Linked DNA regions of Mus musculus: region 1 is linked to region 2. A link is a loop called in an ENCODE intact Hi-C map of the cell type or tissue named here. Cell type or tissue: left cerebral cortex. All regions are shown on one strand. Links, peaks and the distances in the headings refer to the core of each region. The heading gives the core; the rest is flanking DNA.

Region 1 (5,386 bases), core at 132-5,131, 86 kb before region 2:
TGTGTTTTTAAAAAAGTGTGAAAAATACTGAAACATTCCCTAACAGTTCTAGGCAATTTAACTTTCCTTTTTCATGCATGTGGAGGAGTATTTGTGATTTTCAATAACACCTCTATTTTAGACTTCTAAGTTCAGTGGTAGGTGCCTGCTCAAAAAGCCCAGTGATGGGGCTAGGGAGTTGAGTCACTCGATAAACTGCTTGCTGCATAAGAATTATGGCCTGAGTTCAAGTCCTAGTGCCATGTAAAGATGCAAATGTTGTGTTGTATGTCTGAAATCCAGAACTGAGGAGGTAGAGACAGGTAGATCCCTGGGGCTTGCTCCTCAGCTAGTCTAGCCAAATGGCCAGCTACAGGTTCAGTTTTAAAAAATAAGACAGAGATGATTAAGTAAGGTATCTAATATCAACCTTTGTACTCATGTGCACATGCATGAGCACTCCATCAACAGATACACACATATACAGCACACACGCCAACATGCACATGTATACACACTATTGTGCTTTGAATAAGAATGGCTCTCCTGGGTTCATATGTTTGAGTGCTTAGTTCCCATTTGGTGGAACTGTTTGGGAAAGATTAGGAGGTGTGTTCTTGTTGGAGGAGGTGTGTCATTGGAGGGTGGGCTTTGAGATTTCAACAGTCTCACTGAATTCTCAGTGCTCTCTCTATGACTTGTGCTTATGAATCATTATGTGAACTCTCAGCTGTTCTTGTTGCCATTCCTTCTATCATGGACATTATCTGAAATCATAATTCCAATGAAATGCTTTGATTTATAAATTGTCTTCATCATGGAGTTTTGTCATGGCAATAGAAACACAACTAAGAGAAGCATCATATACCCAACATATACATACATATAACACAAACACACACACACACAGACTTGTACATAGACATATATGTTACCATCCAGGTATACATGACCAAAGACATGTTTTATTGTGAAGGTGGTGTTAACAATAATATTTCAAGAACCTACAAAGAACTCAGTGGGTATAATGTATATTCAGAGAACTCAGTGTGTACTATATATCCTCAATCCCAATTCTCTCCTTGAGAAAGTCATCTCTTGAGATCTACATGGATGCTATTTGGTCACGGGAAAGATTACTATATATAGCAGGACTTTCTCAGACTGGCCAGCAGTATAAATAATGACACAGCGACTTCTAATATAGTTTAAAGCTTAGGCCTTTTGCTAGGGCAGTCTCCCAGCTAGCTCATTTAACTTATCTTGCCTATAACTCAACCACAGCTAGTTCTATACCTTGATCTCTGCTGTGGTCTGTGTCTGTTCCTTTCCACTTCTATCCTCTGAATCTCCCACTTCTGCTTTCTTCCCTGGCATCATTTTCTCTGCCTGGAAGTTCTGCCCCCTACTTCCTGACCAGCTATTGTCTATCGCTTCTTTATTATAACCGATCAGCAGTAAGATCACCTTTGATTCATTCTAGACTGCCTTTAGGCAAGTGGAGGAGGAAGAATATTTACAAAATAGAAAAACTAATGATGGGCCATAGAAATAACAATACCAGAATCCTGTCAGCATTCATTCTCTGTGGCACAGAATCAACAACTGAAAATACAGAGACACACCTTCACACAATTCGAAGAAAAGGTTACCTCAGAAACTAGGCATGCTATTTAGTCACAGGAAAAATTACTATGTCAGTTCACTTATTCACAGAATCCTCCCTGTTAAAGCTGAGTGTGTGGATGTCAGAATGTCTACTGCACTGTTGATTTGTAGTCATATTAAAACCCAGTGGATGCTTAATCAAGCAGAGCAACCTGCATCCATCCATCCATCCGTCCAACAAATAATGACAACTAAGAAATAAAAATGTACTCTATGGAATTAGCTTGCTTTCTGCTTACTGCTGTTGGACCAGATCAAAAGTAGTCCTCTCAAAGCAAGGGGAGGGGCTGGCCCGCCTCCTCCTAATTTGTCAGGTTTAATTCACTTCTGGGATAAGGTGTGTGTCTTCAGAAAGTCTCATTTAAAATATGGCCAAATTCTTCAATGAAAGCAAACTAATTCTTTAGATAATGAACTTCCTTGGGAGCAGGGTGAGCATGAGGTCAGTTCTCAGCGGACCCCAAGGATATTTGGCAGTACATTGTGATAGGAGGACTGTTCCAGGGAGCATTGGAGCTCTGTGATGGAGTGGGAAGGGTGAAGGCATTAGTCTCCATGGCTGTATGGAAGACTAACCCTGCTATAGCACTTGATTTCTAGGCTCCACAGAGGGGCAGAATGGTTCCAGTTTATATAGTTGAGCAAAAAATTATCCCAAAATTCATTGGCTTAAAATAGTGACAAGACTTATTTTGCATATGGATCGACAGGTTAAGTAGGGCATGAGGAGCCCTGTATTCACTCATGCAAATACTGACTTACTGCCATTATAGATTAGTTTGCACTTTCTCGAATCCAATATAAAGGGAATCCTATAGTCATTACTGCTTATGCCTGGATCTTTTCATATAATACAATTATCTTCATATTGCTGTGTGTATTGAATGTCCATCCTTTTTACTGCTGAATAGCTTACCATTACATTGATAGATCCTACTTTTTTTTTTTAATCTTTTTGCCCCTTGATAGGCCTTGGGTTATTATAAATAAGGTGCTATGAAAAATGCTATAAAAGTATTTGTGTATGTTTTTATTTTTGGAGAGGGATATCAGGCTGCATGATAGGCTCATGCTTACCTGTTAAGAAAATTCTCAAACTGTTTTCTAGACTAGTTTGCATCTTTTAGAGTTATATATGAATGGTGTCATCAAGTATATATTATCTGTTGTTTCTATTTTTACTCAGATGTTTTTTCTCAGCCTGTCTGGCAGATAGAGAACTTGGGATGTTGGCATCATGTCTCAGTCCAAGTCCAAAAGATCTCAGAATTAGGTATGTGCGTGTGCATGTGCGTGCGTGTGTGTGTGTGTGTGTGTGTGTGTGTGTGTGTGTGTGTGATGTAACTCTGAGTTACATCAAGTTACTTCAAGTCTGAGGCAAAGGCTTTAGGACCCAGAGAGCTTTTCACCCAAGTTTCCAGTCAAAAGGCTAAAGAGCCTGGGGTTTCAATGTTTAATAGTAGAAGAATAAAAGTATCTTGATCTAGGAAGCCAAGAGAGAAAGGTGGTCTGTGGCAGTAGGGATGGAGAGAGAGTGTTCTATACCTTCCAGAGAATGCTGCACTTTCAGTTTTGAATTAGTGAGTTTATTAAGCATATTTGCAAGCAGATGTAAAAGGACAAATAGTAATAACAGAAGCAGCAGACAGACAGTTAAACATCATCAACTAGGGTGCTCACAGCATCTAGCAGAGACAACTATAATATCCCAACAGGGAGAGCTAACAAAAGGTAACGTCAGCCACCGGTCTGATAGAAACTCTTCAGCAGAAATTGACTGGGGACGTCCCACTGAAGCAGCCAGCTGGAGTTTCTGATTAAGACTCTCAGGTGCAGCAGCTTTCCCTCTGGTGAGGTTCCCAGGGAAAAGAACAGCTACAAGCAAAAGAGGTAACATCATCAAATTGGGAATGTACAGTCATCCAGCAGAAATGCCTGGGGAAGCCTTGAAACCCTCATGCTGAAGTTTCTGCTGGCAGAACAGAGCATTCTCATTACAGATGAGCTCTGCCTTCTCTTTCCCACCCTATAAGTTTTTATATTAAGGAAAAAACAATAGTAACCTTGATTGGAAATAGTTCATCTTTTAGCTATTCTGAAGGATACAATGTTTTTTTTTTTTTTTTGTTTGTTTTTTTTTTTTACTCTTGGGCTGTGCCTTAGTTTGCTTTCTTTTGTTTTGATAACCACCAGCAAAAGCAACTTAGTAAGTAAAGGTTTTGTGAAACATTGAGGCAAGTCAGGGTAGGAATTTAATCAAGAGCACAGGCAGGTGAGGGAATGCTTCTTACTGGCTTGCTCCTCATGGCTTGCTCAGCCCCCACTGACCAGCAGCACAAGGGTGGTGCCACCCACAGTGAGATGGATCCATTCATATCTATCATTACTACTACTACCACTACCACTACTACTACTACTACTTACCTTAACAAATATGCTCTTGGTCCACTCAGAAAGAAACAATTGCTCAATTGAGGTTTCTCTTTCACAGGTCACTCTAGTTTGTGTCAACTGGGCAAATACTAACCAACAAAGCTCTTTTCTGTTCTGTTTTTCTCTGTCTCCTTTACAGAGTACTAGGGTGTTGCTAAAATTCCTCCTCTGGGGAAGACATAAAGCAATGTCTATTCTTCATTCTGAAGTCCTAATGACAAATGGAGGTACGGAATCCACCAGAGTTGACTCTGTGATAACGATGAGCTTTTTGGGTTTCCTTACAGAGCCCCATGGATGGAGTCCTCACTCTATACTAGCTCCTCCCCCAGGCCACATGCAAGGTTGCTGGATGGTACTGGGCAGCTGAATACTCAGAGAGAATCTTGTGCCATACTCTGTGTCTCTATGCAAGGGGTTGTAAAGCACCAACAAGCCCAGAACCAAGATGATGGTTCCTTGGCTTAGAGAACAGTCACTTATGACCCAGAGGGACATCTCTGGACAAGAGGTCTTAGGGGATATTTGAAATCAGCATGATATAATCTAGGACAGTATCTGTAGTCAAGGAGAACACACGAACATTTGCTAATGTAATGGACACGTTGCTGGGTAGAGGGAGAGTAGCTAGGCAGAGGGGGTGTGATCTATTGTGAGCAAAGTTTTGTATATGGTTTGAGATAGGCCCCAGATTCATCCTTTTATTTCTTGTGGCTCTTACATTGTCTTTGCACTATATGTTGCGAATACTGTCTTGTGAAGAATAACACATAGGATTAATTTGGCATACTTTCTATATTCTTTTCTGTGTGACACTGACATTTTCATTGAGCTATCTCAATGGCCAACTTTATTATTGAAATTTTAGGGCAAAAGCTTGGGCTCTGGTATCTCCCTGATCCAGGCTAGACTTGACCCTCTGTTGCTATTATGTTAAATTAAAGAGGTGAGCACTGGAGAAAAGCAGAGGGAGGAGATGAATTCGATGCAGTCATCTTGGAAAGAGGAGCAGACAAAGGGGCCCAGTGACCCCAAGTCCATCTTTGGGGTAATGACATTAGCTTTTGGTTTAAATAGAGGATGAATGGAGCAGGGAGCAAGAGAAATTCATAATAAGGCTGTCCTGACTAAGCTCTGATTTTTCACCTCTACTCAATTTTTGCAGGGTAGTCAGAAGAAGTCCTGACCACTGGAGGGGAGAAGGTGGTTCTTAGATAATGACTAGCTCCTTTCCAGGGCGTGGCTTCACCCTCATGGATGCTCATCAATGGGCGTGGTCTTCCCTACAAGGTTCTGCAGTTCTGGG
Region 2 (5,386 bases), core at 129-5,128:
GCTGCACTCGGAGACTCATTATCCATTAAGGCCCCTCCTCTCCTCTGCTCAGGCCGCCATCTCTGCAACAGCCTCCTCTCCCTCTTTCACAGATACCCACATCCTACAGAGATGTCTGTGAGTCCCCAGCAGTCCCCCTCCTTGCCTTCCTGGGAGTCAGAGGGTCTAGTTGCAGATTCTTGTTGCGACACCTCTCCGTACCTCCATGAGCTCTAAGCTTTTCTTTTGCCACGTGGGCTCTGATTTCCCGGCTATGCTGTCCCTGGGTCTGGGAGCTGAGCTTTCCTTGACGCTCCTGTTCTTCTGTCATACACGTCCGTCTGTCCATGTAGTTGATGCCTTTTCTAATAATACCTTTCCCCCAGAAATCCATCTTCTTGAACACATCATCAGAAAATCCGCTTTCCTCCCCTTTTGTTCCTCTCTGGCCATCCATACTTTTTCTTCTTAAATATAAGATGGCATTCCTATGTAGCCCTTCCCTCTGCATTTTGCATATTCATATCTACCCCCACTCAGAGTCTTTCCTGTGGGAATAAACACGCTTTTGGTCATCTTGTCGTAGAATGCCCCGCTCAGTGGGACTCTGGGTCCCAACTACTTCCTCTTTGACTCACGTTTTGGAAGAATAACGTTGCTGTCTCTATGGTTCTTCTCCTGTCCTGGTTTCTGTCCCCAGCACTCTACCGAGACTGCTGTCCCTGAGGTCCCATGGCCCTTTCATTGTCATATCTAATGACTTTGACATTTCCTAAGTCTATTTTACTGAACTTTGAAGTTGTATTTACTTTTTTGTAACTTTGGCCATCATGAAAATTTCCTCCCTTGACTCCAGACTATTTTGTTGGGTTGTTTGGCTGCTCAGTGAGTCTTCTCTGTTTTCAAAGGAGTTAAAATGACTTATTTAAATGAACTATAAGTATCACATGTTCACTGGAGCTATTTCTTGGGTTTTTTTTTTTTTTTGAAAGCTTTTTAGGTTGGCTTCCCAAATGAAAATTACCTTATTGTTACCTTTAAACAAGGTTTAGTAGGTCATATATTCTAATTTTATCCAGTTAATTTTGACATTGCACTAGCTTAGTAGAGAAAATATCTTCTTGGATCTGTTTATTTGCTCTTATTTGCACAGGAGCTGGGTGGCCATTAAATCTGTGCACTAGATCAGCTGAATCCAGAACATTTTACTCACAGGACAGAAATAACTTCAGAAATGTGTAAATGAGAGTTGAATTTGGGGACTAGAGGAGGTAGAGAATATGATTAAAAAGAATATGAGTGCTTCTAACGATTGTTTTTTCTTGGGTAGGATTTATTTTTTAAAGAAAACTTTTATTTGTTTTTTCCTATACTATCTAAAAAAGCAATACAAAGGCTTAGACATGCTAAGCTGCAGCTGGCATTTAAATATATATTTTTGGCATATGGTATAGTCAACCTTGTTTAAGTCAGCAATATAGTGTGGAGGCAGGGTGTTAAGGATAAATTTTTCATACATACAATTTAATGTTACATTTAGTAGAACAAGAAAAAAATTAATATGAACATTTTTTTCCTTGTCAATACTATATTACCAGATAGAAACAATCTTTTTAAAATCCCACTTAAGGTAAAATACATTTTTAAGTGCCTATGGCCACTTTATTTGTTCAAAAATTTCAACTACACATCCCCCCAAAGATAACTATTTAAATAGGTCGAAAGAGAGAGAATCCATGAGAGTCCATGAAAGCTTATGCAGGGTAAAAACAATTGTGTGTATATTTATTCTCTTTTCTTAGTCACAAGAAATTGTGTTTCCTTTCCCTGGCTCACATGAAATATGGCTGGCATATGCCCCGTAAACAGCCCAGCCTTCTGCAACCGAGAGGAGCCGGCAGCACGCATGACTAATGGCCGTTTAAAGCCTCCTGATGCACAGGGATCAAATTAAGTAAGGCTTTGTGTTGTCAAGATTTAGAATCTACTGATGCACCAACATTTATTCATCTGCCTTTTATTCAGCTCCGAAGGCTCACAGGTCAGCTGCATCTGATTGCTCTGGCTGCCTTCCAAAGTGGCAGCAGTGGGAGGAATGGGCTTCCTTACAATTCCACTAGGTGGCAGTCTTTGCTGTAAAAACAATCCACTTATTGGAAACCACTGTTTTCTCTCTGCATCTAGTTTCCTCACTCACTCTTCCTCCCTCGCTCCCTCTTTCTCTCTCATGATGTATAAATACATATGTGTATATATATATATATATATATATATATATATATATATATATATATGTATGTATGTATGTATGTATTCTCATTCCTATGATTCATCTTATTTATATTTTTCACGACTGGATTGATTATATATTAACATTCTTGCAGTCACAACCCTCTTTCCACCTCTGACAGGACGCAGCGCTACGGCAGCACAACAAATGCACATAAAACACATAAATGTGACCGATCCGCAGCATCAACTATCAAGACTTCATCCTAAAAGGAGAAGACATAAAGTAACCTGCTGGAATGTACATCTAACCCATCCCAGGATCCCTAGAGACTCTCTTCCGCCTTTTGCTTGGAAGACCCCTCTCAACCTTGCTCTTCCCACTGGCCACCAGGAGACGATTTCCTGGTGTTTGAAGCAGACGGCTCCGACGGAGATCTGAAAGTCCGCGTCTGTCCATTTTGCTTTCAACCTCTGAAGGAGTCTTCTATTTCTGACACTGCCTCAGGTCTCTCCACAGGCCACAGGGGGAAAGGGTCTGGCAGCTCCTCTGGACTGGTCACTGCGCAGCTGGAAGGACAGCGCTTAGACCAGCCAATGTGGCTTTACTAAGTCGTGATTCCAGCTCCTGGTGGGAAAGAGTCAGCTGAGCCCAATACTTTGATGCAGTCAATCTCTTTTTCTTTTATTGAAAATAGATGCTTTTCTCACATAATATATCCCAATTATAATATCCAATCCCTCTACTCCTCCCAGTTCCTTCCCATCCCCACTTCTACTTGGATCCACCCCTTTTCTGTCTCTCATTAGAAAAGCACAGACTTCTAAAAGATAATAATAATAAAATATGACAAAATAAAACATAATAAGGTAAAACAAAACCGAATGGGATTGAACATGGCAAACAAATAGAAGGAAGAGAACCGAAGAGATGGCACAGAGATGGGAACCCACTCACCTACACTCTCAGGAATCCCACAAAACACTGAATTAGAAGCCGTAATACACACCAGAAGACCTGGTGCAGACCCGGGCAGGGCGTGCATACTACTTCAGACTCTTGAGTTTATTTGAGCTTTGTTCATATTGATTTGGAGGGCCTTGCTTCTTGTTTATTTTTCGTGTCCTCCATCCTGTCAGTGCTCGAGGTGTGGAGTGGCCAGACCATGCCCCCTGTGTACCTCCAAATGCCAGGTTCCTCTCACAGAGCACTCTCCAGCCCTCTGCAGACAGGGATGGCTAAGCTCTGCCCTACAAAGTAAAAAACTCAGGTTCAGGACTTGAAAATGCTCCAATCTCCATCCCGAAAAGCTCCTCCACTCTCCACAAAAAAACCCTGTATCAACCCTGTCTACTGCTCAGTTCTTTGTTGCTTCTTGCCCCGGTATGGGCATCCACCCACCTGGTTCTTTTCCTTCCAATAAATCTGGGCGAAGTTTGTTTTGCAGCGTGACTTTGTGGTATTCCTTGGCTCCTGACTGTCAGGAAACCTTTCCCTTCATAGCTGTAACATTTGCCCTGGAGACTCCCACCGCCACCCCCAGAGCAGGGTTGTAACACATGCATTGGGAAAACCTTCTCCCTCTGAGCTATAACACTTCCACTGGGGAAGTCTTTTCCCTCAGAGCTTTAACACTTACACATCCCCTCTGGCTCTTACACTCTTTCTGCCTCCTCTTCCTTAGGGTTCCCTGATTCCCAAGGGGAGGGATACGGCAGAGACATCCCATTTAGGGCTGAGTGTTTCAAGGTCTCTCGCTGTCTGTGTAATGTCTGGATGTGGCTTTCTGTGTCCCCATCTGTTGCAGAAGGGAACGCCTCTGATGACGACTGAATAAGGGGTGGATCTGTCAGTATAACAGAATATCATTAGGAGTCATTTTATCATTATATTATGTTTGAGACCAGTAGTATTTGGTTTTAGCCTAGGTCACTGGGCTGCCTCGTTTCAGGTTCTGGGTCACCCAAGCAGTGTTGGGTATGGGTTTCATCTCGTGGAGTAGGCCTTAAGTCTACTTATATTACTACTTAGGTCTACAGGTATTGGTTGGTTACTCCAGAGGGGCATGAGGAGGGAACACAAGGAGAGACAACGAAAGTAAGGGGCCACTTGAGAGGTAGCATGGAAAAGTAATACAGTAGAAGATTCTTAAAATACGTACACATACGAAGATGGCTTAAGTGAAATAGCTAATTTATGAGGGAGACACAGTCCAAATTGGCCATCTCTTGTCACCAAATGAGGCTTCCAGTATCAGGATTGGGTTACATCAAATTAAGTTGTTGGCCAAGGCCATCCCGTGGGAATCCCCAAATAACCCCTACTGTTTCCAAGATTATAGGTTGCTCTCCACAAACTGATGGCAAAGCCCCTGGCTGAAGACAACACCCACACAACTCATTGAACTTGGAGAGGTTAAGCTGGTACGTACGGAGCCTCGTCCCCTACATTCTGGCATCTGTGGTACAGGAAGTTACTCTGAATGCTACCAAACACAATCACTGACCTAGCCACAAAACCTTTGATCTACCATAGTGTCCTGTCTGTAAAATATGCGAGGGCAATGGTGGGACAAACCTTGTGGGGGAAAGTAACCAATATCTGCTTCATTCGGTCTTAATAACCCTACTTTAAACCAAGGATGAGGAAGCAAAAACCAACCAGAAACTTAGCGAGGTGACTGAGTTAGAGATGAGACGCAAACTCAGGTTCATTCACACGAACACCTAAAAGACCTTGGAGCTTCCCTCCAGGATAATTTTACCAGGCAATTTCCCCTGTTCCTCACGTTTCTACTTTGTTTTCTCCTTTCCCGCTTTTTCCCAGCCCCACTGGCAGCTTCTTCAGACACCATCCTCACTCCTGGTTTAATCCTCTTTGGTCAGTGTCTTGTGCTTTCTTTACAGGGGATTCATCTGCTTTGTATGCGGATAGCCTGAGCATGCTCCTCACCTGTTTACCCCTCCGTGTGAAATCGTTATTAACATTATACTGAGCACATTGCCACCCTGGCTTATATTTCTTTTTTTTTGTTTGTTTGTTTTATTGAGACATTGGCTGTCCTGGAACTCACTCTGTAAACCAGGTTGACCTTGAGCTCACAGAGATTTGCCTGCTTCTGCCTCCCAAGTGCTGCAATTAAAGGCATGAGCCATCACTGCCTTGCTGTTTCCTGTA

What was found. A loop is a pair of places that touch in the nucleus more often than their neighbours do. Peaks named below come from ENCODE experiments on the same cell type or tissue, not always from the same donor. Only the 100,000 strongest peaks of a DNase experiment are listed, where the experiment ranks them.
Region 1: a loop joins it to region 2, with 3 times the contacts of the local background. A loop is called at or near these places in 2 of 42 quality-filtered maps.

What each region holds. Positions count from the first base shown.
Region 1 is chr4:40,097,947-40,103,332 of GRCm38, reverse strand. No RefSeq gene overlaps it. Among named protein-coding and RNA genes, the nearest start is that of Aco1, 43 kb to the left of the region's middle. In left cerebral cortex, for the core only: no CTCF peak of the experiment used is centred there; a DNase peak (open chromatin) is centred at 2,285.
Region 2 is chr4:40,011,469-40,016,854 of GRCm38, reverse strand. No RefSeq gene overlaps it. Among named protein-coding and RNA genes, the nearest start is that of Gm26087, 33 kb to the right of the region's middle. In left cerebral cortex, for the core only: a CTCF peak has its summit at 2,078 (motif pointing right); DNase peaks (open chromatin) are centred at 1,191, 2,054, 2,438 and 2,686; H3K4me3 peaks cover 465 bases; H3K27ac peaks cover 876 bases.